Regions from separate parts of the Homo sapiens genome. Here region 1 is linked to region 2. A link is an interaction called in ENCODE POLR2A ChIA-PET data of the cell type or tissue named here. Cell type or tissue: MCF 10A. All regions are shown on one strand. Links, peaks and the distances in the headings refer to the core of each region. The heading gives the core; the rest is flanking DNA.

The links. Peaks named below come from ENCODE experiments on the same cell type or tissue, not always from the same donor. Only the 100,000 strongest peaks of a DNase experiment are listed, where the experiment ranks them.
Region 1: POLR2A ChIA-PET joins it to region 2 with 5 read pairs; 9 of 35 experiments call an interaction of 5 or more read pairs at or near these places.

Annotation. Positions count from the first base shown.
Region 1 is chr19:42,156,024-42,171,936 of GRCh38, reverse strand. It overlaps POU2F2-AS2 (POU2F2 antisense RNA 2), which reads right to left. Exons shown (of 2, transcript NR_186341.1): 2 at 14,416-15,913. It also overlaps a transcript of POU2F2 not described here. Among named protein-coding and RNA genes, the nearest start is that of POU2F2-AS2, 11 kb to the right of the region's middle. RefSeq lists a silencer at 6,503-6,726. In MCF 10A, for the core only: no CTCF peak of the experiment used is centred there; no DNase peak of the experiment used is centred there.
Region 2 is chr19:42,093,703-42,109,615 of GRCh38, reverse strand. POU2F2 (POU class 2 homeobox 2) reads left to right here. Exons shown (of 15, transcript NM_001394376.1): 6 at 9,795-9,900; 7 at 9,998-10,089; 8 at 13,373-13,534; 9 at 13,687-13,828; 10 at 13,923-14,071; 11 at 14,154-14,330; 12 at 15,721-15,787. Among named protein-coding and RNA genes, the nearest start is that of ZNF574, 25 kb to the right of the region's middle. In MCF 10A, for the core only: no CTCF peak of the experiment used is centred there; a DNase peak (open chromatin) is centred at 9,165.

The sequences.
Region 1 (15,913 bases), core at 4,897-9,896, 64 kb before region 2:
TCGTGACAACGTACTTTGGACAATACGGACTTGTCTATGAGCATGAGTGTGCTTGTGCACACACACACAGGGACCTTTATTCTGGCATCCATTCAGGGTCTCCCTCACAGAAACCAACAAGGTTGGGGGTTACTTTAGTCCACACTCTCAGGATCCTATAAAGTATAGGGCTGTGGCCCACACACGCAAGTATAAGAGCAGACTGGGGACCCTCCCCCACCCGGGGTGCAGACTCATGTGGCATTCACAGACTTAATCCGCCGCAGTGAGGCCAGGGAGGCAGCATCTGTCACTTTCACAAACACAAGCAACGGAGTCTGAGAGAGGCACATTCCACTTGCTCACAACTGCTTGAGAAACAGATGCCTGTACCGCACTGCCCCCCATGCCCAAAACAGACACGGCCCCTCATGGCCCCCCACGCCAAGCCCAGGCCAATACACCAAGTCACTCCTGCATTAAAGTGCACACACACACACACACACACACACACACACACACACACGAAGCGCAGCCCCTGACATTCCATCTCCCCATATATACAACCATATACTCAGGCACTCTGACTTTAAGCACAGCTGCTGACTTCCTATCCCCTTATTCACACACAGACACAGACACACACGCATACACACACACACTCATTTTGACTTAAAGCACAGCTATAGCCATCCCACCACCCATACACATATACCTACAAGCGGACTTCCACACATACTCAAACACACAGCCTCACAATCCACCAGAACTACTGTGGCCAGCGGTCATTGAAGAATGACAGCCTGAGCAGTGTGCTGAGGGGAGGGTCGCCCTGAGGCATGGGCCGAGGGTCATACAACAGGGTACATCGGAATCCCTTGAGGAAAAGGTCAGGCCGACTCCAAAAGGGTTCCATTGGTCCGGACGGTTCTGCCAGGTAAGGGAGATTCAACAAATGCAGGCCAGAGGCAGGAGCCGACTAATGGCCGAGGCCGCTGATGGCCGAGATGGCTGGTCAGCGAGGAGGGGAGGCTCGACAACTGATGTGACTCAGAGCTGGACAAATGATGGCGCATTTGGCTGAAGCTGGCTGGGGGCCCATGACCAGAGACCAGGCAGCCATTCTCGCCTCAGCGGGGAAAGGGCCAGATCCGGCTCTGTTGCAGCAGGGTGGGTTTCCCAGCCTGGATCCACCATGCATCCTGCCTGCCGTGTGTGTCTTGGGGTCTTTGTATGTGTGCATGTTTGTGTGCATGTGTGTTCATACATTTATCTGCAGTTGTCAGCATGTGCCTACCTTCGTAGAACTTTGTATCTTTGGGACTCCTGGTGTGCATCTATGTATGTGCCTTTGTGTATGTGTTTGCTTGTGCGTCTATGTGTACATGCCCACCCACAAAGTGTTCAGGGACCTTTCTTGTTGGACTCTGCATTTTTGGGTCCGTGTGTGTGTTTGCGTCTATTGAATGTGTAGAAAGCTTTCTTACTGTGAGACACTATGCACTCTTGAGCATTTTTTTTTTTTTTTTGGCGTTGGGTTGAAGGTTGGGGTGGGGAAGAAGCGATGGGTCTGGCTCTGCACTCTGAGCCTTCCATGTATCTGGTGGCCCATGAGGCCGTCTTTGTGCATCTGTTTGAGCCTCTGTCTAGGTGTCGGCGGGTGTGGGCTTGTGTGATTGCCTGTTTCAGAGTTTGAATATCTGTGTGTCCACAGCAGCATCTCCCTCGGAGCATGGATGTGGGTGGAGTGGGCCAGACCAGGATGAGGGGGGCATCTCCCTGAATCTCATCAGACCTCTGGAGGGGGGTCACACAACCCATGCTGAGCCTGGCTGGGACCCAGCAGCACAGCACAGTGCAGACCACCCCTCCTCCTCCTTTTCCCCCCATGACCTTTGAGCACAGCAGCCCCAAATACATATTTATCAGAGGGGCTGTGGGGACCAGCCCCTCCCCCACCACTCCCCTCAGGGCCCAGCCTGCCTGGCTGTGGAGAAATTAACCTTGTGACACAGGAGCTCGCTGACACCCCGGCCCCCTCCCCATCTGCAAGGCACATATGAGCAAGGGTGTGTGTGTGAGAGAGAGAGAGACAGAGAAAAGGTACTCATCCAGACTGGGAAGGCGCAGCAGCGAGGGGAAGAAAGACACACAGGTACACACGCACATGTGTTTATATCACCCCGACACACACACACACGCACACACACACGTGTGCGCGCACTCATTCGCCAAACTAGAGAGGCCACGTAAGTCTTGAACGGATGCACAAGGCAAATACTGAAATACATAAGCATGCAGACACATGCAATGATCCTGCAAGAGACATACACAGATTCTGAAACACATGGTAGCCATGTGCACCCTTGGGTCCTGGGAGCCAGATACCCATACTTTTGGTCAGAGATTCCCTAAGAAAATTCATAGATGCTAAACCCTGCAGATGCACATAGACGTTTGTATATTTGTCCACAGAGATGCCAAAATGGACACACCAGGTTTGGAAACAGGGGTAAACACATACTCAGACACAGGTATGAAAACCCAGATGTCTGTGCAGGCACATAGGTGCTGAGACCTCTCAGGGCAAGACAGACACCAAAACACCAGGGTGCTCCTCGTGTGGAGATTTGTTTTTCAATAGAAAATGTACGAATAGAAATACTAAAACATGGCAGCATCCCAGCCTATATGCCTGTGGGTGCACACAGGCCACATTCAGAAATCCCACAGGGAGGCCACACGTGGTGACCGAAAGGGCCATGCCCTGAGTTATAGCACACAAACACCCCCCAGGCTAGCCTCATCCCCCTAAAGCAAAACAAAATAGGTAGATGTTCAAGTGTGAAAATGTGTATAGAATTAATTAACTCATCACATAGGTACTGAGCCTCTATAGGAGTCAGGCCCTGTCTTAGAAGCTGAGGAAACAGTGGTTTACGAGACAGACCTGGGCCTTGCTCTCTAAGAGCTCCAAGCCAACAGGACTGGCACTGATCAGACCTCAGTGTATAGTTAGTTATAAATACACCTGGTAAGGAGAGGAAAAAGGGGCTACAGGAGGGCATCACGGAAGAACCTGGTTTAGATTGGTAGGCTAGGTGTAACATCTCTGAGGAAGTGACATTTAAGCTTGACATCAGGCACAACACACAGATTCTAAATGTGTACACATATCCCTCCTGAAACTCACAGAGCCCACACAGGCATAAATAATGCAGCACTCAGATGCCCCTACCCTTACCCCACTATGCCGCACTTTTCCCTCTAGAAAACTCCTCTGGCATGTCCCTAGGTGGGAAATGGGATCCTTTCACCTGGGGCCCAGATTCTGGGCTCTGGATGAGGTGCACAAAGCATTCTGGGGCAGTGCTGAGTGGGGAGCCCAGGAAGATTCACCAAGGAGGAGACATGGAGAGGGTGATAAGGTGCAGAGAAGAAGGCAGAAGACTGTCTAAATGGAGATGCTTGCCTGGGCAAGGGCATGGACATGTGAACAAGCCTAGACTGTTCCCAGCAATCATGTGAGGCCCAGGGTCACGGGACCTTCAGGAGGACTGAGAGGAGACTTTACATGACTGGGAAGCACTGTGAGGCTTGGGATTTATTCAGGGCGCACCACATAACCACAAAACAGTTTTGAGAGGGACTAGACAGAGCATGTGAGCCAGGTACCAAGTCTGATCTCTCTGAGCCTCGTGTGGGGACAGGACAGGATGGGTAGCCCCTGGAGGAAGGGATCCAGTGAGCAGGCCACCAGTCACAAGGACTTCTGCTCTACCTGTCCAGTCTGGGAACCCTGGCCAAGGTCTGGTGAGGGAGGTGGTACAGAACTACCTTCCCCTTGCTCCCAGCCCCATATCTTGGCCACTGCTACGACTTGCCCCCAAATGGAGATTTGCTAGGGAATGGAGGTCAGGAGCTATAGTCACCCTTACTTTCTACTGACGTTCTATTGATTTCTGAGCCTCCTGTGGCCAGGCCTGAGCTGCATGCCCAGTCACCCAGATGAGGCAGATCTTTCCATGTTCTAGAGTAGTCCTCAGTCTGGGGAGGTTGACCCTGACAAAGCCCTGTCAAGGGACTCCGAGGGCTTACTGAGGGCTTCTTGGGCTTGTTCTTGGAGAATGAATGGGTCAGAAGGCCCCATAGGCAATATGGGCAATGGGTGAGGCTGGAGCCTGGTTTTGTGAGGGTGAGACCAACCCTCACCTGCCACAGAGAGAGCCTGTCATTTCTCCCATCACACTTAGAACATCTTTCTTGGCTTGCAAACCCTGTATGAGCTAGCGCCTGTCTGTCTATTCAACTTTTACTCCCTCCCTCCTGGCTCTGGAAGCTCAAGCCATTCTGGCCTTCTTGCTGTTCCTTAAACCTTGTTCCTGACCCAGGGCCTTTGCACTTGCTGTTTCCTTTGCCAGGAAAGCTGTCAAAATCTACCTTCTCTGATAGGCTTTTCCTTTATGTTTAAAATAGCAGCTTTTTTTTTTTTTTGGAGTTTGGGGGGACAGAGTGTTGCTCTGTTGCCCAGGCTGGAGTGCAGTGGTGCAATCTCAGCCCACTGCAACCTCTGCCTCTGAGGTTCAAGCGATTCTTGTGCCTCAGCCTCTTGAGTAGCTGGGACTACAGGCGCACGCCACCATGCCTACCTAATTTTTGTATTTTTGTAGAGACGGGGTTTCATGATGTTGGCCAGGCTGGTCTCGAACTCCTGACTTCAGGTGATCTGCCCGCCACGGCCTCCCAAAGTGCTGGGATTACAGGCATGAGCCACTGTGCCTGGCCAATAGCAGCATCTTGTAAGCCACTTTCTCCCTGCTTTATTTTCCTTCTTAGGTCTTAAATATATTTTCTTGTGTATCATATCTCTTCCTCCACTAGAAGGTGGATTCCACGATGGCAGGGACTTTGTGTTGTTCATAGTTGTATCCCTAGTGTGTAGCACAGTGCCCAGAACACGATAAGTGCTCATTGAATGTTTTGTCAAATGAACTGAAGCCGGATCCCCTGTCACCTACTTGCCCAATATATCACCTACTTGCCCAATATATCACCTGCTTGCCCAATATAATGGTGGAGGTAGACGTCTGCTGTGTCAGACAAGGGTGGCAGAGCTCACCTTCAGGGTGAGCACTTACCAGTGCTGGAGGGGTACATTGGCAAGTGAGTCCACCTCCTACCTGAGCCTCAGAGCAGCCAGACTCCAAAACCATCATCATCCTGGGCCTGTATGCTCCCATCCTGCACCCTCATCTCCCTCACGACCCTCCCCTCACTCCAATCAACTCCTCCTTACTCCCATTGTCAGATCTGCTCACCCCCTGACGCACACTGCTGCCCTTCCCCTCCTTCACCTCCAGCATACACTCTGATGGCCCCTGCCCCCAGACACAAAGGAGGGGAGACCACAGACTGTGGAGTCAGACACACCCGGCTTTGAGTCACATCACTCCTTTTAAGCCTCGAGTTTCCTTGTTGGCAAAATAAGGTTTTTGTTGGGATGAAGAGCAGTGGCACGTGTGATGATGACGCTAATAATAGCTGCTATTTATTGAGTACCTGCCAGGTGTTAGGCATTGTGCAAGGTGCTTTGAACTTTTTTTTGTTGTTCATTTTAAAAAACGGAGGAAAAAAAAAAACTCTGAGCATAGAGTGTCCCCAGAGCATGAGACCTGGTGCCCAGTGCTGTGAATGACAAAAGTGAACATAGTCCATCTGCACAGAGCTTACTATTCCAGTGTGTGCACACACATACCCAAAGTGTCACACCAGTCAGGTGATGGGGAGCTTGTGCTCCTGTGCTCGATCCTTTTCTGCAGAAGGCCCAAGAGATAGTTTGGGGGCCATTGCGGCAGCAACTGTCAGAGATAAGGGGCCATCCCCAGCCATCCTTAATTCCCCTTTACCAACCTAATGGGAGCTCTCATTGTTCATATCTGGATTGCAGGGCCCAGCATGGGATCTGGCCTAGAATTGGCCTCAGGAAATGCTTACTGAATGAATGAATGAATGAACAAAGGAATATATTTAGCTGAGTGTCTTCATTGCATTTGTTCATTTGCTCAGGTTACCAAGACAAACCTTCTCCCTTACCTACCCACCACCTTCACTTACTACTCACAGCATTTATGGCTGCTGATGGTAATAGTATTAATTTCTCCCACTCATTGCCCCTTTTTTGTGTGTAAGGCCTTTTGCTAAGTTCCCTATAAGCACGGTCTTGTTGGCTTCTCACACCAGCAAAATGAGGCAGCTGTTATTATTATCTTCATGCTATGTTTGAGCAAACTGAGGCTCAGAGAGGTGAAGTGACTTGCCCAGGGCCACACAGTGAGGAAGTGGCCGACCCCATGTTTACCCACTGTGCTCTTCTGCCCCACAGAAGTGCACATTATCTCAGGAGTCTGCATGCACACTTGTTCTTGCAGTTGTCCCCCTCCCAGTAGTTGGATGGCACTACTCTGATCCAGGAGCCCAGATCCCCAGCTTCTGGTCCCAGCTGTGTCATGACCAGTTGAGTAGCTCTGGGAAAATCCCTTCCCTCCCTCTGGGTCTTCGTTTTCCCTCCAGCAGTTCCTCCTGTCTGTAAGCCCTCAGCCAGTTTCCTGAAGAGGGGACAGGGGACTGTATTTGGCTTGGTACTACCCCGCCCACTCTATTGAGAGCAGAAGCCAGAGGAGTGAGCTCTTCTCCATTCAGCAGACTTCAAATTCATTCACATTCTTGAGGGCACTGAACTCTGCTGGGTTTGGACATAAGGGAAGACATAAGACAAGCCTGGCTGGGAAAGGGAGAGGGAAGCAGAGAAACAGCACTAGAGGTGCCTCCACTAAGTACCTAGCCACAGTCTGTCAATTACAGACAAATGGTGTGACACATGTTCATTGTAGAAATAACAGAAAACAGAAATTCAATGAGATGAGAAGAAAATGACCATGATAATCTAGTTAAACGAACAACAAAAAGGACATTACCTTTTGCTATCTGTCTTTTTTTTTTTTTTTGAGATAGCCTGTCACCCAGGCTGGAGTGCAGTGGAGAGATCTCAGCTCACTGCAGCCTCTACCTCTGAGGCTTAAGTGATCCTCCCATCTCAGCCTCCCGAGTAGCTGAGACTGTAGGTATGCGCCACCACACCCAGCTAATTTTTGTATTTTTTGTAGAGACAGAGTCTTGCTATGTTGCCCAGGCTGGTCTTGTACTCCTGGGCTCAAGGGATCCGCCCACCTCGGCCTCCCAAAGTGCTGGGATTACAGGTGTGAGCCATTGCACCCTGACTGTCTTAGCTTTTTTTTTTTCTCCAAAGGAGATTATGGCTATGAGTTTACCCAAATAATTTATTAAAATTTAGATACCTGGGACCCAAACTCAGATTTTTTTTTTTTTTGAGACAGAGTCTCGCACTGTCACCTGAGCTGAAGTGCAATGGCATGATCTCGGCTTACTGCAACCTCTGCCTCCCAGGTTCAAGCGATTCTCCTGCCTCAGCCTCCCAAGTAGCTGGGATTACAGGTGTCTGCTGCCACGCCTAGCTAACTATTTTTGTATTTTTAGTAGAGATGGGGTTTCAAACTCCTGACCTCAGGTGATCCGCCTGCCTTGGCCTCCCAAAGTGTTGGGATTACAGGCATGAGCCACTATGCCTGGCCTTTTTTTTTTTTTTTTTGAGACAGAATGTCAGTGTGTCGTCCAGGCTGGAGTGCAGTGGCGCAATCTCAGCTCACTGCAACCTCCACCTCCTGGGTTCAAGAGATTCTCCTGCCTCAGCCTCCTGAGTAGCTGGGATTACAGGCGCACCACCACACCCGGCTAATATTTGTATTTTTAGTAGAGATGGAGTTTCACCATGTTGGCCAGACTGGTCCAAACTCAGAATTCTGATTTCTGTTCCAAATTTATTTATTTTTGGTGGGGGAACCATCTGGATGTGTATTTTGTAAAAACGGGATGATATGCTACATACTTGTTTATAACTTGCCTTTTCTTCTTCCTAACAACAGATTATGAACATGGTTTCGTTGTCAATGATTTTATTTCATGGTATGAGCTGAGAGAAGTGTAAAAAAAAATTTATTTCAAACATGTTTTCAACAACTCTACAGTCCTTCTTTGTATGGCCACTATACTATCATTTATTGTACCAGTCCCCACTCATATGATATCTAGGTTGGTTTTTGATTTCCCCTATTATAATTATCCCCAGTTTACAAATGAAGACATTGAGGCTTGGATGTGAAGCCTCTCACATGTGTGAAAAGCTAAGGCACAGTCAGAGGGGAGCCGGGGACCACTTGGGTGCCAGCAACAGTCCCTGGCCTCCCTCAGGGAGGGACTGAGGGATCCCGAGAGGAGAGAAAAGCCTGGGTAGAGGAAGCCACCAAGACATAAGACATGTGCCGTGTCAGCAGGGGCCCTTGAGGAGGAGACCACCCTCTTCCAGGCCCCAGAGCCAGGCGTGATGCCGGCCTATGTCCTGCCCACTCAGGCTTCCCTCATCCCTTCCGCTGCCCCCCTCCCTGAGCCCACTCACCGCCTGCTCCATCCTTGCCAGCTTATCAATAGGTTAAGTGGTCAGGTCAGTGATATTGACCATTTGATTAGGACCTTGTCAGATCAATCCCTGGCTCATCTCGTGGGCCTCCTCCTCTGCCCACACACTCCCTCCTGTTCTTCTGCTCCAGGGAGCAGGTGGCCACAGAAGCCTCTCTCTCCCAACACAGCACCCCAGAACCGGGAGCCCCATGGCCCTTTGTGGGCCATTCCTGGTTCTCTGTTTAGGTGCCCAGTTCCTGTACCTTCTCCTTGCATCCACCTCTCTTGCTCATAGTCGTTAGATCTTGTTTGCTGTATGTCCCATGCCCCTCGGAGTCCAATCAGATAGAGGTGCCCCCACTTGGCTGTGTGACCTTGAGCAAGTGACTTTACCTGTCTGAGCCTCCATTTTCCACAGCAGTGTCATGGGATGACACTCGCCGAACAAATGTGAGATGCTGAGAGATCACACCTGCAGAGCAATGACCCACCCCTGGTGCATGACCAGCACTCAGGAAATGCCAGTACTGATGTGTCTGTGGGTGCCAGTGTTTCCATCTGTCTATCGGTGGGGTTGTATGTGGGCATTCTGTGTCTGTGGGGGCAAGTGGCGTCATCATTCTTAGGCCTGTCCCAAGCCCTGGCTTGGGGTCATTCCCTGTGCTGGGCAATGCTTCGGACCCCCAAAGGAGCCAGGCCCTGCCTTGCCCTCAAGGAGCTCACAGTCTGCCATGTACATGGCAAACTGACCCCAGGACACAGCAAACCATTATATACACTGGCTGTGAGGAGACTTGAGGGGCCAGGACCAAACCCTGAGCTTGCTTTCCCTCTGTGAACACTGGAATCTACCCTTTATGTGCACAGCTGCAGGAAATGTAGGCTTTGGAGTCAGACACATCAGGTTCAAATTCTGGCTCCCACTCTTCCTGTGCCTGGTAACTGTGGGCCAGCTGCTGCCCCTCTCTGTTCCTCAGGGTCCCCATCTGTACAATGGGGGAAGACATCTTCTAAATAGCTCCCAGTCTTAAGGCACTGCTGGGAATACAGCTCCTAGATCCCATGGACTGTCTCTCTACTTGGAGGTGTTGTCTGCTTGGGAGAGGGATCCTCTCCCCTCTGTCGGAGGGCATATTGGGGTTTGGGAACCCGGGAGATGGGATGAGAGTTGGAAGCAGATATGCCAGGGATGGTGCTGCCTATGGGCACCACAGCCCCAGGTAGCAGAGGGCAGGGAGACTCAAGTGTGGGCCCTGCTGGAGGGAAGCCCAAGGTGGGGGCACTGCCTGGGGGAAGACCCCAGCCCTAAGGCGCTGTCTGACTCTGGCCCCCCCGAGGCCTGGGGATTCCCTCGCCCACCCCATCACTTACACCAATATTGACGGTTAATGCCGTGTCGCCACCGTGTTCAACACTCAGCGCGGCTAATTGTTTTGACTGGGAATCGGCAAGGCGATTAAACGCCATCGATTTTGCCCTGCGCGCTGCATCGATTTTTAAATTTCCTATTGATCCCGGCCCTAAATCTCCTTAACCAAGACCTCACTGTGGAGATGACAGCCGCTGATTAGCTCCAGGGCGGGGGCTGGGGGGAAGCAGCCCCTGAGCGGGGAGCAACCCCAGCTCCTCCCTCCCCTCAGGGACCAGGGGTTCTGGTCCCCTTCTGCCCCTGAAGATGAAGGCCCAGGGAGAGACAGGACAGATGGAGGAGGAAGTGGGGAGACCCTTGGCCCTTTTTACCCCCCTTTTGCTTCTTGTTTGGGCTTTTCCCTGGTCTCTTTGCCCCCGCTCCCTTCATTCCTCTCTGTCTATTTCTCCCCATCTCTTCTCTTTCTCTCTCCCCCTCCTTCTCAGTCCATCTTTTTCTTTCTCCTCCTCCTCCTTTTGAACTCTGGTGCCTCCCTTAATTCCTCACTCCTCCTTCCTACAGGGCTGTGGAGAGGCTCAGCAAACCCTCTTTGGGGATGGGCCTCCTGACCTCTTGCCTACTTCTCTGTTCTCTCCATCTTGTACACAGGAGGTAGAAGGACCTTTCCAAAGGCAAACTGGATTGTATCCCTCTCCCTCTCTGACGAAGCCCTGGCTGCTTGGACCAGGCACTTGACGCCCTGCAGGGAGCAGCCCCTGCAATCTGGAAGCCTCGTCTTTCCCCATTTTTCTTACTGAACCCTGGACAGGCAAAGTCCTGGCATTCTCTCGTTCCTTGCACCTGGTTCTTTCTCTGATTAAAATTTGTCTTCCAGGTTTGGCTTGGGTGTTGTTTCCTCCCTAAGTCTTCTGTGATCTCACCCAGGATGCCCGCAGCACCCTCTGCTTACCCCAGCATGTTGGCATTGGCTCTTCCTTCTGTCTCCTCAACTTGCCTGTGAGCCCCGTAATAGAGCAGAGACCTTGTCTAATTCATCTCTGTCCCCTGCCACACTTGATTCAGAGCCAGAGAAATCTCAATATTTGTTGATGAACTAAATGCACAAATGAATGGACAAATGTACAAGTCAGAAATATCATTATGACTTTTATTTTTAATCTCCCCAGAGCACATAGGAACTTAATAATGAGTAACCTTTTCAAATTTCTTTCTCATTTGTTCCTCGTAGCAGTCCTTTGAGATACACCATTTAATCAGTTAATTCCTCCATCCACCCATCCATTCACTCCGTCGTCCGTTATGCACTAATTGAGCATCTCAAATTTGCCAGGCCCTCTGCCAAACACAAAAGCTTCAAGACACAGTTACAGTCCCTGCACTTTAAGAAGCTTCCAGTCTGATGGGAAAAACAGATGTTCCACAGTGGCAGGCACTAGTATGCCCATTTATGAGTTGGGGACACAGAGGCTCAGAGGCCAGAAGTGACTACTGAAGGCAACAAGTGGCTGACTGGACCTGAGTTCCAGGCACCTGACTCCACAGTTAGCCAACTGCAGCTCCTGATGATGTGACAGGAGGAGGGTTCCTCCACTGGAGGAGTGCATCATCCTGCATGAGGATGGGGAATTCTCCGGGATGTTGACTGCATTCTCCTCTCTCTCCAGGTTCTCGACTGGACCGGGTTGGTGGCCTGAATGTATTAGCTTCGCTGCGTCTGCCCAAGAGGTAAGGACCACGGCCTTAGAGTTTTGCTTATTGATGCACCTTCTGGTTTCTCACAGAAGTCTCTGCTTTCCCATCCTCGTCTCTGGCCTCACCCTGGGTGTGTTGCTGCCCTTCTCCACTCTGCCCACCCAGAGGTTAGAATCTGACTGCTTTGTTCTCACCCTCCATGCATCCTGTGGCTTTCGGGCCAAACCAGTGGTTCTTGGTGTTGATGACTGTGGGTGTTTCTGCTGATCAGTGTTACGGCTCAGTAGGAGAGAGATGGGGGTAACTCGGTGGCTCAGATCACAGCTTTGGGTTCAAGCACACCTATGTTCGAATCTCTTTTCCTGACTTCGAGGGACTTGGGAAAGTTTGAGCTTCCATTTCCTTGTCTGTAAATGGGAATACTAATAGAACCCACCTTAAGTGCCATCCTGAGAGCAAAAGGAGATAGAGGAAGAAGAGCCAGGTGGCTGAGTGATCCTGGGCATGGCTCAGTTTCCCCATCTGTCAAAGGAGGGTAATTAATAGCATTTACCACATGGAGGTGGCGTGAAGATGAAAGTACTTATTCCTTGAAATCGTGTGGCTGCAGGAAGTGGGAGCTCAAAATATGGCTGGAAGCGTTCCCCTGAACAAAGAAGGTTTTATGAAGCCCCTCCCTGAAGCCCACTGAGACTCCCAGGTAGAAGCCATAGTTCTCCTGCTGCTCACCTCTGTGGGAAGCAGGGGCTCTGGCCATTTGCCCTGGTGTTTGCTCCAGCTTGCTTGGTGAGGCCCTGGCAATGAGCATCTAGGGAGGAGGGTGGACAGGGCTTCTGGGGTGGGACAGCCCTCTACTGCCACCCCTATTCCCACCAGAGAAGCTTAACCCACAGGTCTCAGGACCCCAGGGAGGCCTTTGGGTGCCCTTGTAGGACTCCTGGGTAGGAGTCCTTTGCTGTACCAGGAATCACAGTCTCATTTTAAGAAGCAGATGGAAGCTGTAGCCCAGGGTTTGCAACCCAGCATTGTAGGGACTATGATGGACTGAAAAATGCATGGGGTGGGGGACTGCTTTTTAGCTCCACTGACTGTTCTCATGCACAGATGCAACCCTGACTTGCCAGGGTTTCTGATTTTTCAAGAGAAGCCAGGAACCCAGACTTGTGTGTGAAGTCTTCCAATCTTTAAATGTTGGCAACTAATGCAAAACTTGCAAAATCTCCTCGTGGTCCAAACAACATATTTCAGGCAACCTTTGGCCCATAGATACCTAGTTTCACAACAGTATAGAGCTTCTCCCAGGAAAACACATACCTACATTTGCCCAGTTGTGCTACACTTTGGGATGATCACAGACCCCCTGAAGCTCATTCATGGACCCCTGTTATCGCTGAGAGTGTTTGTTCCAGGATGTGTCATTTCTCTAGAGTGCTTTCTCCAGGGAACCGAAGTTGCAGTTTTTCCAGGAATCCTCACATCCTCGAAAAGAGAGTCAAGGAATTTCCAGGTTGCAGAATTAGTTTGGGAGCTAGAGACTGGCTTTGAGGAACGTCTGAAAGTTGGGCTGAAGTAACAGAGGGGTTTAATTATGTTTCCAGTTGGTAGAGGTCACTGTTAGGTCTATGATTTCAATTATTTGTCTTCAAATAGATGTTCATTAAATATCCATGATTTCATGGACATGTGGGTGACTGACTTGGTAACACGTAACAGGGCTGGTACATTCCAGTGAGGAAACTGATATTTATTAGGGGCCACCTTTGTGCAAGGGCCTGTTCTGGGCACTTTGCTTTTAATCCTCACAGCAACCCTGTGAAGTGGGTGTTGGCACCTGTTACAAGACAAAGAAACTGAGGCACAGAGCGTGAAGGCAACTTGCCTAAGGCCACCCAACATGTAAGCAGTAGAGTTAGAATTTGAACCTGGGTTTGCCTGACCTTAAAGCTCTCATTCTTTTACCTCACCAAAACCCACCATTGTTTTTGGTATCTCCACAGTGTGGCAAATTTTTGCACTTTGGGAGTGAATTTGATTTCGGAGACCACCTGAAGTCTGATTTAGCAGCAGCTCTGATGAATTTAGCAATGATAATACTGGGGCCACTTGTTGGTTTTTCAATAGAAACTAGAGATGATTATACACTAGAGAGATGCTTTGCTGATGGAGTTTGTAAACTGGCCTTGAAGGCTGTTGCCAAAATATCAGGTGGTTCAAGAAAAAGTTCGGCCTCCTGAGGAGACATCTTTGAAGGAAGCCATACTCTTTTAGGTGTATAGTTTTGTTACGAAACAACAACTACAATAAACATCGCCCTCACCTGCTCTGTCTTTCCTTTATAGCCACACTTGGAAGGTGAGTGATGCCCCAAACATGTCTGGAGGCCTCCTCAATGCTCTATGTGGGAGCTGGAGCCCCAGGATGAGTGAGAGACCCCCTCCCAGCCCTGGGGTTGTGGTGGCCTCTGCTGCCTATGCTCCCGTGTGACTCCCCCTCCTCCTCTCCCTTCTGGCCCTTCCTCCAAATCTCCTCCCACCCACAGCAGGGCCTTCTCTCCACTCTGGGTTGGCTTCACTTCTCTACCTCCTCAGCTCCCCATCTAAGGCTCCTCAACTCTGAGGGCCTTTCTTGACCCATGGGCTGGATGATGCCTCCTTTTCCCTCCTGAGCACTATCACCGTATCTGATTATATTCTATATGGTTAATGTCTGCTCTCAGAAGCCTCTGGGTGAGGGGACCTCTCTGTTTGTCTAACACATCTGTCTATACTCAGTCCCTGGCACAGTGTAAGTGCTCAGCAAGCATGAGCTGAATGAATAAATAAGTGAGCAAACAGACACATAAACCTAGATCCATCCATTTATTCCTTCAGCCAACATTTTCTGGGATTCCTTGTGTGCTAGGCCTCGTGCCACCATCTGGAGATGCAGAGAGGCGGGAGACCCATGTGGCCTTTGAGGGGCTTTCAGGCTCGTGGGGGTTCAGGCACAGACACCACCAATCTGAACCAGGGGACTGCAGGATGCTGGGTTAGGGGAGAGAGGGATAGGCTGGCTGGCCTAGGGGGTCCTCAGGAAGTCTTTGGGGGTAAGGAGAGAACTCCTGAAAGGTAAGGAGAAGCCGAGGGCTAAGTTACATTTCGAGTGGATGGGAAGGGGTGTGGACTGACTGGGCTCCTACTCACTATTGGGGACTGTGTATGCTGGCCTGGCCTTAGAGTCCTCACAGCCAGCTACAGTCCCCTGGGTATCTGGTGCCCTCCAAGTGCCAGGGCAAGAACAGGGCTGTGGTACCACTTTGTCTCTCCTTCCCTTCTGTCCTTCCATCCTTCCACAAAAAGACACAACGGCCTTCAATGTGGAGCGGTCCCAGGGTCACAGAGGTAACCCAGACATAAGCAACAGGCATGTGCCCCAGGGTGCTCACACACCCTGAGGGGAGTCCTGAATGCCTCGGAAGCAGAAGCTTTGCTCTAGGTGAGCGGCTTTCATCCTGGGTCTGGTGAGGTGACGTGGAAGGAACAGAATTCAAGGCTGCATGAGGAGGATGTTTAGCCGCACATGAGGACATTCTCCCATGGCCAAGAGTGTAGGTATGGCGGGGGGGCTGCCCTGGGATGGGAGGCGCAGGCCTTAAGGGCAGTTCAGGTTCTTCAGACAAGCCGGAGAAGCCAGGGCGTGGTGTCAGGGACTTGTCCACATGCCCCAGGCCCAGTCTGCCTCCTTCTGAATTACACCCCTGGGGGCTTTGGCTAGTGGAATAGGGTGTGTGCTATTCCAGATGTGGCTTGAAGGATGGCTGGGCTGGGACAGAGCTTTAGTGTAGAGGCAGCTCTGGGATGCTGGTGGGCTATGGCCGTGTGGTGGGACCTATAGGGTGGTCTGTAACTGGCAGCTGTGTGATCTGGGTGGTGGGCAGGGGCACTCCTCGCTGGATGTGGAGTCCAGATGTGAGGGTCTGTTTAGCATTCTGGGGTGCTGGGAGGTGGCAAGAGATTGCTTGATCCTTTTGGCTGCCTGTGCTCTGTCACTGGGTGGGTGGAGACAGCTGTGGACTGGGAATATTTGTCAGCCATGGGGTGGGGATTATAGATGTGTAGGAGGTAAAAATGGCTTGCATCTCTGAGCCAGTTCGGGGACCAGTGGGTCCCTGGAATCCCTGACAGTCCCACAGCAAATGAAGGTCAAGTACCCACCATCCTGGTAAGCATGGAGCCCCAGGTGCCGAGAGCAGGCACTCGGCTCTGACTTCAAATAGAGAGACGTTCCTCAGGGCTCTTCGAAGCACTGGTGAGGGCTGGTAGGCAGAGAGAAGGCCTCAGAGAACGGCCCTGGGTGTTTTCA
Region 2 (15,913 bases), core at 7,046-12,045:
TGAAATATGCAGTACATTATTAGCAGTAGTCACCGTGCAATAGAACACCAGAATGTATTCCTGTTATCTCACTGAAACTGTGTCCGTTGTCCGCCTTCCCTTTCCCCATCCATCCTCCCTTCCTCATTTTGAACACAATCTATCACGATATAGTTTACATAGTTCCCAGACCCCACTCCTTCCTGTTCTCCCCTACTCTGGACTTAACTTGTCTTAGAGAGGGAAGATCCAGAGCTGGTCACAATTTGCCATATCAGGGATGGCAAAGGAATGTCAACTCATGCGCCAACACCATTCCAGTCATGGTGGCTGCCAGAGATTGTGTGGAGGCCTCTAATGGGGGCGCGAGAGGCCATGGGGGATGGGCCGTCTGGCCTGTGCACTGGAGTGAGGTGCAGCACCTGGGCCGTTGCAGCCGGCCGGCTCTGGGGCTCCTCCTCAGTGAACTCCTCAAGTTCACTGTCATGGCTTTCTCTTCTCCCCCAGGTGGAACTGAGCCCTGGTAGGAAAGTGGGCAATTCACCCATGTATCCTGCAATCCACATATCAACCTTTCTGCCCCCAGTCATAGCCAAAGTCCCAGCTATGGCAAAGTACTGCCAGTCTGTCCTGAGGTTTCACCTCATTCATTCATTGAAAATGTATTGATCACCTATGAGGCTCCTGCACTGGGAGGGTGATCAAAATACAGCAATGAGCAAGAATCGGTACCGTCCCTTCTCAGCTTTCACAGGCATGCTAGCTCTTGTGCTAGGTTTCCTTAAAGCTTAGGGACAGAGCAGCTGATCTACAAAATATGCCAGCCAGGGTCTTTTCTCTGGCCTGTCTCCACTTACTATACCTTCTCCACCCTCTGACTGGTGTGCTCTGACTCGGACGTAACACGCCCTCAAGTGGCTTCAGAGGGCCATGCTGCCGCTGGATTGTGGAGAAATGGCGCCTCCTACCGGCTTACCCTAGTCCTGAGCCAACTTACTGTTCCTGTTCACCCAGAATCTTGTCTTCTCTCCTTTCTTTCTTTTTTTTTCTTTGTTTTATTTTGAGACAGGGTCTCTCTGTGTCACCCAAGCTGGAGTGCAGTGGCGTGACCATGGCTCACTGCAGCCTTGACCTCCCAGGGTCAGGCCATCCTCCCACCTCAGTCTCCCGAGTAGCTGGGACTACAGGCACGTGCCACCATGCCTGGATTTTTTGTAGAGACCCCGTCATGTTGCCCAGGCTGGTCTGGAACTCCTGGGCTCAAGCAATCCACCTGTCTCAGCCTCCCAAAGTGCTGGAACTATAGGTGCGAGCCACCATGCCCCATCATCTTTCTCCCCTTCTTTCATTCCTTTAGTTGGCAAATATTTAGTGAATATCACCATGCCCAAGTGCCTTTCTGGGTGAGGATATAGCGGGGAATGAGGTAGATAAGTCTGTGCCCTCTTGGAGCTGACACCCGCTGTAGTTGGGGAGATAGGCAGGAAGCAGATAATTGCTATGAAGGAAAGAAAAGAGTGTAATAGAGAGTGTTGGAGGAAAAAGAAGACTTCATAAGAGTGTGTGGCCAGAGAAGGCCTCTCTAGGGAGGGGGCGTTTGATGGAGACTTAAATGATGAGGAGGGACCACCTCTGTGTAGATCTAGAAAGGGTATAGCAAAGGTATGAGGTGGGGACTTCTTTGTGGTTCAGTAACAGGAAGGAGATCAGTGGGGCTGGATCAGAGTTAGGGAGTTAGAGTTGTGTGAGGCAAGGAAGGAGAGGTAAGCGGGGGTGGTGGGCAGGCCATGCAGGACCATAGCCTGGATCTGGATTATACCACAAATGTGATGAAAATCAGTAGAGGCCTTATGGCTTAATTTATATTTTAAAACAGGGACTTGGACTCCATAGACCACCCCTAGAAGAGTCTGTGCATAGAATTCAGAGTCCATGAACTTGGATGGGAAAAAAATTACATCTCAATTTTTACTATCTTCTGACCAAACCATAGCATGTCCCTCTATCATGAATATAGACAACAGACAACAGTAGTATTAGCGGTACTGAGACTTTGTCACCAAGAGAATGTACGCAGATTTTCAAATTCTCTTATAGTTGTTGCAGATCTCTCAAAACACTGTTTTCACTCATGATTGCTTTGAAATTACAGTAGTCATCAGATCTATTGCTGGATCTTGTTACTTAGTGTGCTAATAAAGAAACCCATAAATGATTTTATGACCACTCAAAATATGTTTGATGCCTATATTTTTTTAAATTTTAATTAATTAATTTTTTTTGAGACGGAGTCTCACTCTGTTGCTCGAGCTGGAGTGCAGTGGTGTGATCTCAGCTCACTGCAACCTCTGCCTCCTGGGTTCAAGTGATTCTCCTTCCTCAGCCTCCCATGTAGCTGCAACTACAGGCGCCCGCCACCACACCTGGCTAATTTTTTTTCTGTATTTTTTTGGTAGAGATGGGGTTCCACCATGTTGGCCAGGCTGGTCTCAAACTCCTGAACTCAAGTGATTCGCCCGCCTTGGCCTTCCAAAATGCTGGGATTACAGGCATGAGCCACCGCACCCAGCCAAATTTTAATTAATTTATTTTATTTTATTTTGTTTTTTGGAGACGGGTGTCTCCCTTTGTTGCCTAGGCTGCAGTGCCATGGTGTGATCATAGCTTACTGCCACCTCAAACTCCTGGGTTCAAGGGATCCTCCCACCTCAGCATCCTGAGTAGCTGGGACCACAGGCATGCACCACCATGCCTGGCTAATTTTCCTTCTCCTCCTTCTCCTTCTCCTTCTCCTCCTGCTCCTCCTCCTCCTCCTTCTCCTCCTCCTCCTCTTCCTCCTCCTCCTCCTCTTCCTCCTTCTCCTCTTCCTCCTTCTTGTTTTTTTCTTTTTGTAGAGACAGGGTCTTGCCATCTTGCCCAGGCTGGTCTCAAACTCCTGGGCTCAAAAGATTCTCACATCTAGCCTCCCAAAGTGCTGGGATTATAGGCATGAGCCACTGTGCCCAGCCAGTTTTTATTTTAGATTCAGGGATACATGTGTAGGTATGTTACAAGGGTTATATTGCATGGATGCTGAGGTTTGGGGTATAATTGTTCCTGTCACCCAGTAGTGAACACAGTACCCAGTAGGAAGTTTTTCAGCCTTTGCCCTTCTCCCTCCCTTTGGAGTCCCTAGTGATGATGACTATAATTATGTGATTGATTTCATTTGAAATTCTATATATCTGGCTGGACATGGTGGCTCACACCTGTGACCCCAGCACTTTGAGAGGACGAGGTGGGTGGATCATCTGAGGTCGGGAGTTTGAGACCAGCCTAGCCAACATGGTGAAACCCCTTCTCTACTAAAAATACAAAAATTAGCTGGGCATGGGCATGGTGGGTGCACCTGTAGCCTCAGCTACTTGGAAGTCTGAGGCAGGATAATTGCTTGAACCCGGGAGGCAGAGGTTGCAGTGAGCCAAGCAAGACTGAGCCACTGTACTCCAGCCAGGGTGACAGAGGGAGACTCCATCTCATCTCAAAAAAGAAAGAAAGAGAGAGAGAGAAGGGAAAGAAAGAAAAGAAAGAAAAAGAAAGAAAGAAGAAAGAAAGAAAGAAAGAAAGAAAGAAAGAAAGAAAGAAAGAAAGAAAGAAAAAAGAAAGATCCTATATATCATATGTTATGTGTTTTTAATTCTGAGAAGAGGGCAATAGGTTTTTTTTTTTTTCAGATGCTGAAGAATTCAGGGCACAAAAACATTTAGACCTCTATTGTTTTAGACCCCTCTCTGCCTGCCTGGGGGCGAATGGATGGTCTGGGGTAGAAGGATGGTGGTTTGGACCAGGACAGTCACTGTGGACAGGAAGAGATGTAGAGGGAACTGGGAAGACTTGCATTGCAGATGGATTGGATGGATGGGGAGAGGAAGGGAAGGTGGGATTAAGGCTGACCCCTAAGTCTCTGGTCTGAGAAACTAGACAGGGATGTGATTAAATGTTTCCCATCTGAACTTCTCACCATGAGACCTTCTGCAAACTGGGATGCACTTTCCCCATTCTTTCCTCTCGCTGGTGATTCAGAACGAAACCCACAGACACCTCTCTAGGCTTCTGGAGGAAAGGGGAATTTTCATTGAGAGTCATGCTAGGGAGGAACAGGAGTTAACAAATACTTTAATCAACAAGCTAAGGGTTATAGGAAATCAGAAAAATGCTGGTAATAAGACTTGATTTCTAGTCTTATTCATTAGATTCAATTCAGTGGGCATTTAATGGGGGCTTACCAGGTTCCGATATGAGTTAGGGATATACGAAGAATAAGATATGCCTCTGGTCTGCTAGAGTCAGTCTGGCAGAGGAAAAGTACACATAAGCAAATGCATTGACTTGGGAGACGTGTAGCACAGGGCAGGTGGGTCTCGTTTTGTGGGGCCAAAAGATTATGCAACTTGGAGTCCCTTTGAAAGAAAAAGACAATGTTTGAAACAAAAATTAGGTATGGGGCCTTGAAAGGGTTCACTGTAAATGGGGGGCCCTGAAGCATAAGTGTTGCCCGCTTCACAGTTGATCCACATCTGGAGGGAGGTGACCATGGAGGTGTTACTGGGCTGGGGGTAGCTGGGAAAGGGAAGGCAGGGTGGACATTGTTTCACAGGATAGAGTGCTAGGACTTCAGAACCCTTAAGCTGGATTCTGAGATGATTAGCAGCAAGAGTTAGAGAGGTCAGGAGCACAGGAGTACCCAGTCCACTGCCATACACGGAATAAGCAGAGGCACCCCCAGGGGGTCAGGGAATAGTGTTCAGCTGTCGAAAAGCAGGGATGTTGATCAGCAGTGACTGTTTGGGTGGGTGGGGGTGAGACACTGGGATATTTATTTACTCAGACCAGGTACATGTTTCAAATCCCAGAGGTATGAATGGATTTACAGCGTGGCCTTCTGGTATGGTTTTCCAGACATCAACTATGCATACCCAAGCAAATATCCAGATATACTCTTTTTTTGTGTGTGACACAAACAGTACCACCTCATACCCTCTGTTCTGCCTCTTGAGCTTTCCACTCAACAGGACATCCTGCAGATTGTTCCATGTCAGGACACAAAGAGACTCCTCATTCTTGCTGGTGACTGCATAGTATTCCACTGTAGAGCTCTGCCCTCATTCATCCAACCCATCCTGTCTTGCTGCATGCTCAGCTACCTTCTACTCTTTTGCCAGAATGCCACTTGCTGCTGGGAATAGCCTTCTAGAGAGGTCATTTTGCACCTCTCTAGAAGGCCATTCCCAGCCTTCTAGAGTGAGAATAGATAAATTTTTAGCAGTAGAATGGCTGAGTTGAAGGCTGTGTGCAGTTGTAATTTTGATAGACATTGCCAAATCACCCTCTCACCAGCATGTACAAGAATGTGTGTTTCCCCACACTCCCCAATGTGGTATTACACACTATTTTTATATTTGGTGATCTGAGAGGTAAAAATGATATCTCAGTGCAATTGCAGTCGTGTTTATCTTATTGCGAGTGAATCTGAGTGTATTTCCATCCAGAGCTGTTCACATTAATTTCACTGGGCACTCTCCAGACCTGTCTGTCAGCCACATTACTACTGGGTTGTCAGTTTTTTACTTATGGATTTGTAATCACTACTTTTTTCTTCTTCTTTAATTATATAGAGTTATTTGCAAAATCTCTCTTTGTATATTAAAGAAATGAGCCCCTTCTGGCCTGGGCAGGGTGGCTCATGCCTGTAATCCCAGCTCTTTGGGAGGCCGAGGCAGGCGGATCACGAGGTCAGGAGATCGAGACCATCCTGGCTAACACGGTGAAACCTCGTCTCTAATAAAAATACAAAAAAATTAGCCAGGCGTGGTGGCGGGCGCCTGTAGTCCCAGCTACTTGGGAGGCTGAGGCAGGAGAATGGCGTGAACCTGGGAGGCGGAGCTTGCAGTGAGCCGAGATGGTGCCACTGCACTCCAGCCTGGGCAACAGAGTGAGACTCCATCTCAAAAAAAAAAAAAAAAAAAAAAAGAAACGAGCCCCTTCTGTTGAATTGCTTATATATTTTCCCAGTTTGTTCACTTCCTGGCACATCAAATTGGTCTTTAGGAATAATAGCATTGGGAAGAATTGAGGGGCATGTGCCAACCCCCACAATTTCCCAGAAGGAAAAAATTGTAAGTAACATGTTATAGCTTTCAACTTTACATAAAATTTGCCAAGTAAATGATGAAGCATCAGTCTTGGTTCATTAACATATCTATGTGGAACACCTACTGGGTGCCAGGTGCTGTTCTAGGCACTGAGGATACAGCAGTGACTGAAACAGTCAAGATCATGCTCTCATGGAGCTGACGTTCCAGTGAGAGGGGCATGTCATGAATGAGTAAACAGGAGGAGCGATGCCTGGAGATGGTGTTAAGCCTTGTGAGGGAGATGAAATGGGGTGATAAGGGGAGGCCAGGCCAGGGGCTGGTATAGACTGGGTGGTCAAAGAGGGCATCTCTGAGAGGGTGACTTTGTGTTAGGATCCAGGCATTAGTGTCAGAAGTAGAACTGCCCAGGAGAGGGAACGGCATGTATAAAGGCCCTGAGGCAGGAACAAGCTTGGTGCATTTGAAAAAAAAAAACAGAAAAGGGCTAAATGGCTGGAGCACAGCCAAGGAGGGATAGGGCAGTGGGAGATGAGCAGGGAGATGAACACAGGCCTCAGTATAAAGGGACTTGTAGGCAGGTGAGGGGTTTTGTTTGCATTGTTGAGGGCTATGAGAAGCCATTGGATTGTGTGTGTAAAGCGGTTTTGCTTTTTCTTTCAGAAATGTTTAAACGTAAAAGTAGAGAGAATTATGTCATGAACCCCACATACTCTTCACCAAGCTCAATAGATATCAACATTTTGCCCTTCCTATTGGCAAATAGGATTTCATCTAAACCCCTCACTTTTTTTGGTGGGTGGAGGATTGGATTTTTTTTCCCCTCCCTCTTTCCCTACCTCATCCCCCCTTTTTTCCCTTTATTTTACTTTATTTTTTACTCACCACTATACAAACAAGATTTTTTTTTTTTTGAGATGGGGGTCTCACTATGTTGCCCAGGCTGGTCTTGAACTCCTGGCCTCAAGCAGTCCTCCTGCCTCAACCACCCAAGGTGCTGGGATTACAGGCACATACCACTGTGCCTGGCCCTGTCTTAAAAAATACTTTTATTAAAATATAATGCATATATAAAGGTGCACAAATCATAGGTATACAGCTGTGAGCACACCCATGGAACTGGTACCCAGATCTAGAAATAATGTGGCCAGCTCCCAGAAGCCCCCTGGTGTCCCTTTTCAGTCTTTACTCCCCAAACTTCAACCATTAGAATCGTACAGGATGTTCTCTGTCATGACTAGCTCTCTCACTGATTATGTTTGGGAAGTCTACGTTGTGGCATGTAACCATGACTTGTGGACTGCTCATTCTCATTGCTGTAGCTTCCACTGAAACAGTTTCTTTACCCATTCTACTGTTGTGCGCGCTTGGGCTATCTTCAAGTCCTGCCTATTTCAAATGGTCCACGTGAACATTGTAGTACATGTCTTGTGGTAAACACATACACATGTATGGTGGGTTACATGCAGGAGTGGAGTTGCTGGGTCCTAAGGGTGGTGTATGTTCAGCTTTCTTTTTTTTTTTTTTTTGAGATGGAGTCTCATACTGTTGCCCGAGCTGGAGTGCAGTGGCGCAATCTGAACTCACTGCAACCTCCGCCTCCCGGCTTCAAGCGATTCTCCTGCCTCAGCCTCCCAAGCAGCTGGGATTACAGGCACCCACCACCATGCCCAGCTAATTTTTTGTGTTTTTAGTAGAGACGGGGTTCCACTATGTTGGCCAGGCTGGTCTCAAACTCCTGACCTCGTGATCCTCCCGCCTCAGCCTCCCAAAGTGCTGGGATTACAGGCATGAGCCACCAAGCCCAGCCAGTTTTCTTAGATAGCGCCTATATTAGTTTGCTAGGGCTGCCAAAACAAAGAACCACAAACTGGGTGACTTGAGGTAAATATATTGCCTCACAGTTCTGAGGCTGGAAGTCAGAAATCAAGCTGTCAGCAGGGTTGTGAGGGAAGGATCTGTCCCTTCTGAGGGCTGTGATGGAGAGATCTGTTCCAGGCCTCTCTCCTTGGCTTGCACGTGGCTGTCTTTTCCCTGTGTCTCTTCACATCATCTTCCCGTTATCCATGTCTATGTCCAAATTTGCCCTTTTTATAAGGACACAAGTCATATAGGATTAGAGCCCACCCTAATGACCTCATTTTAACTTGATCATCTGCCAAAGACCCTATCTCCAAATAGGGTTAATCTCTGAGGTTCTGGGGGTTAGGATTCCAACTTACCTTTTTGGGGGGTGGCAGGGAGTGGGGGGAGACACTGCAACCTATAACAGTGCTAAAGAGCTTCCCGGAGTGGTTGTACTAATTTACACTATTTGCTGGAGTATTTTAAAGCTAATTCCAGACATGAAATCATTTGCCTTGGGAGTGTTTTTTGTTTGTTTGTTTTGTTGTGTTTTTTGAGACAGAGTCTTGCTCTGTCACCCAGGCTGCAGTGCAGAGACACAGTGGCATGATCTCAGCTCATTGCAATCTCCGCCTCCGGGTTCAAGCGATTCTCCTGCCTCAGCCTCCTGAGTAGCTGGGACTACAAGTGTGTGCCACCATGCCTGGCTAATTGTTTGTATTTTTAGTAGAGACAGGGTTTCACTGTGTTAGCCAGGATGGTCTCGATCTCCTGACCTCGTGATCCGCCTGGCTCGGCCTCCCAAATTGCTGGGATTACAGGTGTGAGCCACCGTGCCCAGCCAGGAGTGTTTTTAAAGGAGGAAAGACCTGGTCTGGTTTACAATTTTATTATTTATTTATTTATTTTTGAGACAGAGTCTTGCTCTGTCACCCAGGTTGGAGTGAAGGGGCGTGATCTCGGCTCACTGCAACCTATGCCTCCTAGGTTCAAGCAATTCTCCTGCATCAGCCTCCGGAGTAGCTGGGACTACAGGCGTGTACCACCACACCTGGCTAATTTTGTATTTTTAGTAGAGACGAGATTTTGCCATGTTGGCCAGGCTGGTGTTAAACGCCTGGCCTCAGGTGTGTCCGCCTGCCTCAGCCTCCCAAATTGCTGGGATTACAGGCATGAGTCACCACACCCGGCCTGGCTTACATTTTTAAATGATTCTATTTGTTCTGCGGAAATGTTAAAACAAGGAAAATATTTCATCAAGAAAGAAAGGGTAGCCGGGTTCGGTGACTCACGCCTGTAATCCCAGCACTTTGGGAGGCCAAGGCGGACAGATCACAAGGTCAGGAGATTGAGACCATCCTGGCTATCATGGTGAAACTGTCTCTACTAAAAATACAAAAAATTAGCTGGGAGTGGTGGCGGGCACCTGTAGTCCCAGCTACTTGGGAGGCTGAGGTAGGAGAATGGCGTGAACCCAGGAGGCGGAGATTTCAGTGAGCCGAGATCACACCACTGCACTCCAGCCTGGGCGACAGAGCGAGACTCAAAAAAAAAAAAAAAAAAAAAAAAAAAAAAGAAAGAAAGGGTAAATAAAGAGTGAGCCCTCCCAGGACTGCCCAGTTGGGACTCTCTGGTACCCCATGGTAGAGAGAAGCCTCTGGGTGCCCTTAGCTCAGGGATGCCATTCAGAGACCGAGTGGACGATCCCTCACTGCCCAGTGCCAGATCGCCATGTGGAGCAGCTTCCTGGTTTCAGCCCCTCAAGGTTCAGGTGATGCAGAGAGGATGAAACCCAGCCAGGACTCAGGCTATCTTTCTGTCCACCCCACTCCCTGCCAGGACATACAGCAGCTCCTCCAGCTCCAGCAGCTGGTGCTTGTGCCAGGCCACCACCTCCAGCCACCTGCTCAGTTCCTGCTACCGCAGGCCCAGCAGAGCCAGCCAGGTAAGGCCCCCACCCCAGATGGCCTCCCTGACGCCTCCACAGAACTTCCTCACCTTCCCCTCCCCCTCACCCTGTGTATTTCCCCTTGTCTTTCCAGGCCTGCTACCGACACCAAATCTATTCCAGCTACCTCAGCAAACCCAGGGAGCTCTTCTGACCTCCCAGCCCCGGGCCGGGCTTCCCACACAGGTGAGACTGTCCATTGAGTGCACCAGGCCAGGCCAGCAGCAAGGCCTGCTGAAAGCTGGGTAAACGGGGGTGGGGGATGAGTGAGAGTCTCCTTTCCATTTGACCCAGCCACACTCTGCCAGTGATTTGCTGTGAGACCTCAGGCAAGCCCATCTCCCTGTCTGGGTCAGCCTCTTCCTCTATAGAATGAGGGGAGCTGGCCCAGACAAGTGGTTCTTAACCCTTTCTAGTACATGAGCTCCTTTGAGAATATGATGAAAGATTTAGATCTGATCCCCATTCCCCCAAAATGCTCATGTGTAAAAACACACAAAATTGCAAGGGGCTGCAAGCCTTTAGGCTGCAAATGCCTCGGGCCTCTTCCAGCACTGCAACGGAGGATTCTCTGAACAAGGCATTCGTTAGGTGATTATTTCACATCCACTTCCCAGACTGGAGACTGAAAACAAGGCCCACAGGTGTCTTTTATTTGGTCATTGTCAACTAAATTCCCAGAAAGCACCACATTTCCAGCTCCTCTTGATAAACCAGAAAATCTGGCAGGGCTGTACCTGTGTCTACGTGGTGGCTTGGCGCAGTGAGCAGTTGGCCTGGCCACTGGCAGGAGCAGAGGCCCCTTAGAGAGGGTGCCAGCTCTCCAGGCCACCTTGGCACCTGGACCCCGAGGCCTTTCTTTCAGTTTGCTGCCTGAGTTCTAGACTTTAATGATAATTTTCACTACCTTTTATGAATTTCAAAGTTTTTTTCTACCCATTTTTTATAGCCCTTTAAAAAAATATATGTGAACTATTTCAGAAGGACTGACTGAAGAGTTAGAGACTAATACAGGTCTTAACTGCAGTTCTGAAATCCCAAATGCTCAGAAAGTCAAGTTGTTCTTCCACCATTGGCATGAGAACTCATTTGACTGCAAAACCTGCCCTGCCATGATATAAGCCAGTGTATGACTTTTCTTTGTCCCTCTTGGTATGGCATTTTTGCTGCTGCAAAACTGTTACTGTATCTGATTAAGGAGTAATATTCTTGACCCTAGTGGGGGTGGGGGCCGGGCCACATTATCTATGATATACATCCTATGTAGGCTTTCTTTCTTTTTGTTTTTTTTTTTTTTTTTGAGATGGAGTCTCGCTCTGTTGCCCAGGCTGGAGTGCATTGGCTCAATATCAGTTCACTGCACCCTCTGCCTCCCAGGTTCAAGCGATTCTCCTACCTCAGCCTCCCAAGTAGCTGGGATTACAAGCATGCGCCACCACACCCAGCTAATTTTTGTATTTTTAATAGAGATGGGGTTTCACCATGTTGGCCAGGCTGGTCTCGAACTCCTGACTTCAGGTGATCCACCTGCCTCGGCCTCCTAAAGTGCTCGGATTACAGGCATGAGCCACTGTGCCTGGCTGCCTATGTAGGTTTTCTGAAAACTGAAACAGGCACGGTGGTGCATGCCTATAGTCTCAGCTACTTGTGAGCCTGAGGCAAGAGGATCACTTGAGCCCAGGAGTTTGAGGCCAGCCTGGGCAACATAGCAAGACTGGTCTCTAAAACAACAACAACAACAAAACCTGAGAGGGGTGAGAGTGGGTGGATGATGAGAAATTACTTAATGGGTACAATGTACACTGTTTGGGTGATGGATACACTAAAAGCCTACGCTTCATCACTACACAATACATTTGTGTAACAAAATTGCACTTGTATCTTTTAACATTTTGTTTTTTGTTTGAGACAGGGTCTTACTCTGTCACCCAGGCTGGAGTGCAGTGGTGTGATCACAGCTTACTGCAGCCTCAGCCTCCTGGGCTCAAGTGAAGCAGTCCCCAGCCCTCCTGAGTTGCTGGTACTACAGTCACGCCCCACATGCTTGGTTAATTTTTAAAATTTTTGTAGAGATAGGGTTTCGCCATGTTGCCCAGGCTAGTCTCAAATTCCTGTGCTCAAGCGATCCTCCCACTTTGGCTTCCTAAAGTATTGGGATTACAGGTGTGAGCCATTGCACTCGGCTGTCCTTAAATTTATACCAAAAAAAAAAAAAAAGGCAGGGCGCAGTGGTCACCCCTGTAATCCCAGCACTTTGGGAGGCCAAAGCGGGTGGATCACCTGAGGTCGGGAGTTCGAGACCAGCCTGACCAACATGAAGAAACCCCATCTCTACTAAAAATACAAAATTAGCCGGGTGTGGTGGCGTATGCCTATAATCCCAGCTACTCGGGAGGCTGAGGCAGGAGTATCACTTGAACCCAGGAGGCAGAGGTTATGGTGAGCCAAGATCGCACCATTGCATTCCAGCCTAGGCAACAAGGGTGAAACTCCATCTCAAAAAAAAAAAAAAAAAAAAAACTGAAAAATTCCTAAACATCTGCCCCAGCATTTTGGAGAATAATGGATAAAGGACCTGAGCGACAAACATCCCTGTACCCACCACCTGCTTCATATCCTTTATTGTTAGGGCAATGAAGAATCCCAGATAGAGCTGTTGCTTTTTTGTAAATCTCTCTAATTGCCCTCCCAGTCCTTTTTTTTTTTTCTTAACTTTTACTTTATTTGCAATCTACTCATTGCTTAGGACTTAATTTCTTAAGAGCTGTTTTAGATTCACAGCAAAACTGAGTGGAAGATATAGAGATATCCCATCTATCTCTGCCCCTACACATGCACAGCTTCCTGCATCATCTACATCCCCAACCAGAGTGGTACAAGCGTAACAGGTGATGAACCTACATTGACACATCACTATTACCCAAAGTTCATAGCTGACATTAGGGTTCACTCTTGGCATTGTACAGTCCATGGGTCTGCACGACCTACTCATTTTTAACCCGATTCTCTCAACAGCCCCACTGGGTAGACAGAACAGCAGTGATTGTTCCCATCCTGCAGAGGGGGAAAGTGAGGCCTGGGCTAAGCAGTGATTTGGTGGCAGGGCCAGTCCCTGATTCCCAGGTTGAGATGAGGATGAACCACTGCCTCCAGCTCCAGGGAAAGAGCCCTGGCACAAAAAGCTGGCTGCTCCTTCTGGGAGTTCGCAGGCGTGAAGGGACAGTGCAGAGAGTCCCAGGCAATGAGGAAACCCATGTAGGGCAGCAGAGTCGGACCTTTAAAGGGATTAACAGTGCATGTGGAGGGACCTTTAAAGGGATTGACGGTGCTTGTGGAGGAAGGCGGGGGGAGTCTGCAGGCGGCGGATGGAACGCAGGGGCGAAGAGGGCGGGAGGGGGACTGTGCACCCATCGCTGAGCCCCATCCTGGTCCTCCGCCCTGCATCCCACCCACCTGCCCACCCCACCAGGCCGTGACCCGCCCTACGCTGCCCGACCCGCACCTCTCGCACCCGCAGCCCCCCAAATGCTTGGAGCCACCATCCCACCCCGAGGAGCCCAGTGATCTGGAGGAGCTGGAGCAATTCGCCCGCACCTTCAAGCAACGCCGCATCAAGCTGGGCTTCACGCAGGTCTGGAGGCACCTTGCAGGCTGGGCGGTGGGCGTGGGGGCGTGGCCAGTTGATAGATGCCGCGAGGGGCGTGGCCAGTGGGCGGGCGGAGCGGGCCCAGTGCCGGAAGGCCCCACCCTGACTTCGGGCCCTTCCCCGCCCCACTGGCCCAGGGTGATGTGGGCCTGGCCATGGGCAAGCTCTACGGCAACGACTTCAGCCAGACGACCATTTCCCGCTTCGAGGCCCTCAACCTGAGCTTCAAGAACATGTGCAAACTCAAGCCCCTCCTGGAGAAGTGGCTCAACGATGCAGGTGGGACCAGGCTGGGGTTCCCGCGTAGGGGGCGGGCAGTGGCCGCTGGCCGCGGGAGGCCCCTTCTCATGCTCACGTCTCCCCCGGCGCACAGAGACTATGTCTGTGGACTCAAGCCTGCCCAGCCCCAACCAGCTGAGCAGCCCCAGCCTGGGTTTCGACGGCCTGCCCGGCCGGAGACGCAAGAAGAGGACCAGCATCGAGACAAACGTCCGCTTCGCCTTAGAGAAGAGTTTTCTAGCGGTGAGGCCCCCCTCTCCTGGGTGGCCCTCACCTGAGGGGTGGCGGGCGGTGGGCCTCGGGCTAACGAGCCCTCTGCCTGCAGAACCAGAAGCCTACCTCAGAGGAGATCCTGCTGATCGCCGAGCAGCTGCACATGGAGAAGGAAGTGATCCGCGTCTGGTTCTGCAACCGGCGCCAGAAGGAGAAACGCATCAACCCCTGCAGTGCGGCCCCCATGCTGCCCAGCCCAGGGAAGCCGGCCAGCTACAGCCCCCATATGGTACCAAGAGCCCGCCTGGGGGGTGGGGAGACCACAGAGCTCCGCAGGCACCTGTGTGAAGCCCACCCTACCTGGTTGTCCACAGAGCCTAGAACAGAGACAAGAAGAGTCACTCTTGGAGACAGGCCATCACGTAGATGGGCACAGTTACACAGGGACGGTTTCCAGGGAACTGTGGTCTTACATGGGGGATACAAGCACCCCTAGATACACACCGACATAGCCAGACACAGAGTTATCACAGTGCCATAGCCACACAGGAAGGGATATATGTCCAGGGACGTGGTCCAGGTTAGAACACACAGGCTCACAACCACACAGAGGCAGGGAGAGGCACTTATTTGCCGTTCGGGGAAATTGTCACACCCATGGGTGTACTCTCAGGTCCACAGCTATACACAGGCCCACTTGATATCAGACACAGCTGGGACATCCTTTATCCCATCCTTTTATTTCCATTTCTGGGAAGAGCTGTGATGCTCCAGAGAGGAGCCCCTGCCCCCATCGGTGTGAAGGAGGCACTGTCTGAACTGAGTTCTAAAGGACAAGGGAGAGTTAGCCAGCCACAAGAAGGCAAAGAGCCTTCCTGGACCAGTGTGTACTAAGGCCTAGAAGCCAGGGTGTGCCCAGCCCAATTTGAGAAACTCCAGTGCAATTTAGTGTGGTTGGTGCTGCAGTTTATATGAATGAGGTTGGGGAAGGAGTGGGGGCATGTACCCCAAGTTTTACAGTGAAGAGCTGGAACTTGAACCATGGGCAGTGAGGAGGTAAGGAGTGGTTTTGAGCTGGGGAAGGAGAGAGTCACATTTAGTGAGGTTTCTGGGGCTGATGCAAAGGTGAGACTGGAGGTGGGGTGGCCAAGAAGGAAGCTGATGGTCCCAGAAAATCAAGTAATATGACATCTCAACACCCCGATGCAAAGATATGCATCCATTTAGCCTCGCACTTTAGATCTGCTCTTTCCCTGCCTGGGTCACTTTGAACAGTCTCTCCTGCATTGCTTGCCAACCCCACTGGTAAAAGGGTGGTGTTTGCTTGTCCAGGGAAAAGAGTTTTAGTTTTGCAGAACCAACAATATCAGGAGCATGTGGAGCAGCCACTCTTCCGGTGCAGTCACTTCAGACAGGACACAACCCTGCAAAGACTAGCCAGATGGGGCGGTGTCAGAAGAGAGGTGGGGAGTGTTCTCAATGGAGAATTAGCCCTTCCTGCTTGTGGCTCAGGATCAGCTAGGGCAAGTGTGAAGAAAGCATGTGGAATAATACAAATGCAGCATTGTGCCAAAGCCCCCTGCCCCCATCCTGGGACGGAGGAGTGGGGTCCTACAGGGAGCATCACGGGGGCTGCTGGCAGACAGTGGCTAACCACACCTCCTTTCTTCTCTCCTCAGGTCACACCCCAAGGGGGCGCGGGGACCTTACCGTTGTCCCAAGCTTCCAGCAGTCTGAGCACAACAGGTCAGGGAGGGCAGAAAATGGTGAGGGGGGACTGGGAGGATGTGGCACAGGCTGGAGCCTGAGGTTCCCAAGTGGCTCTGGGTGTCCATGGGCCTCAAGACTGGGCCTGGGGAGTGTGGGTGGGGG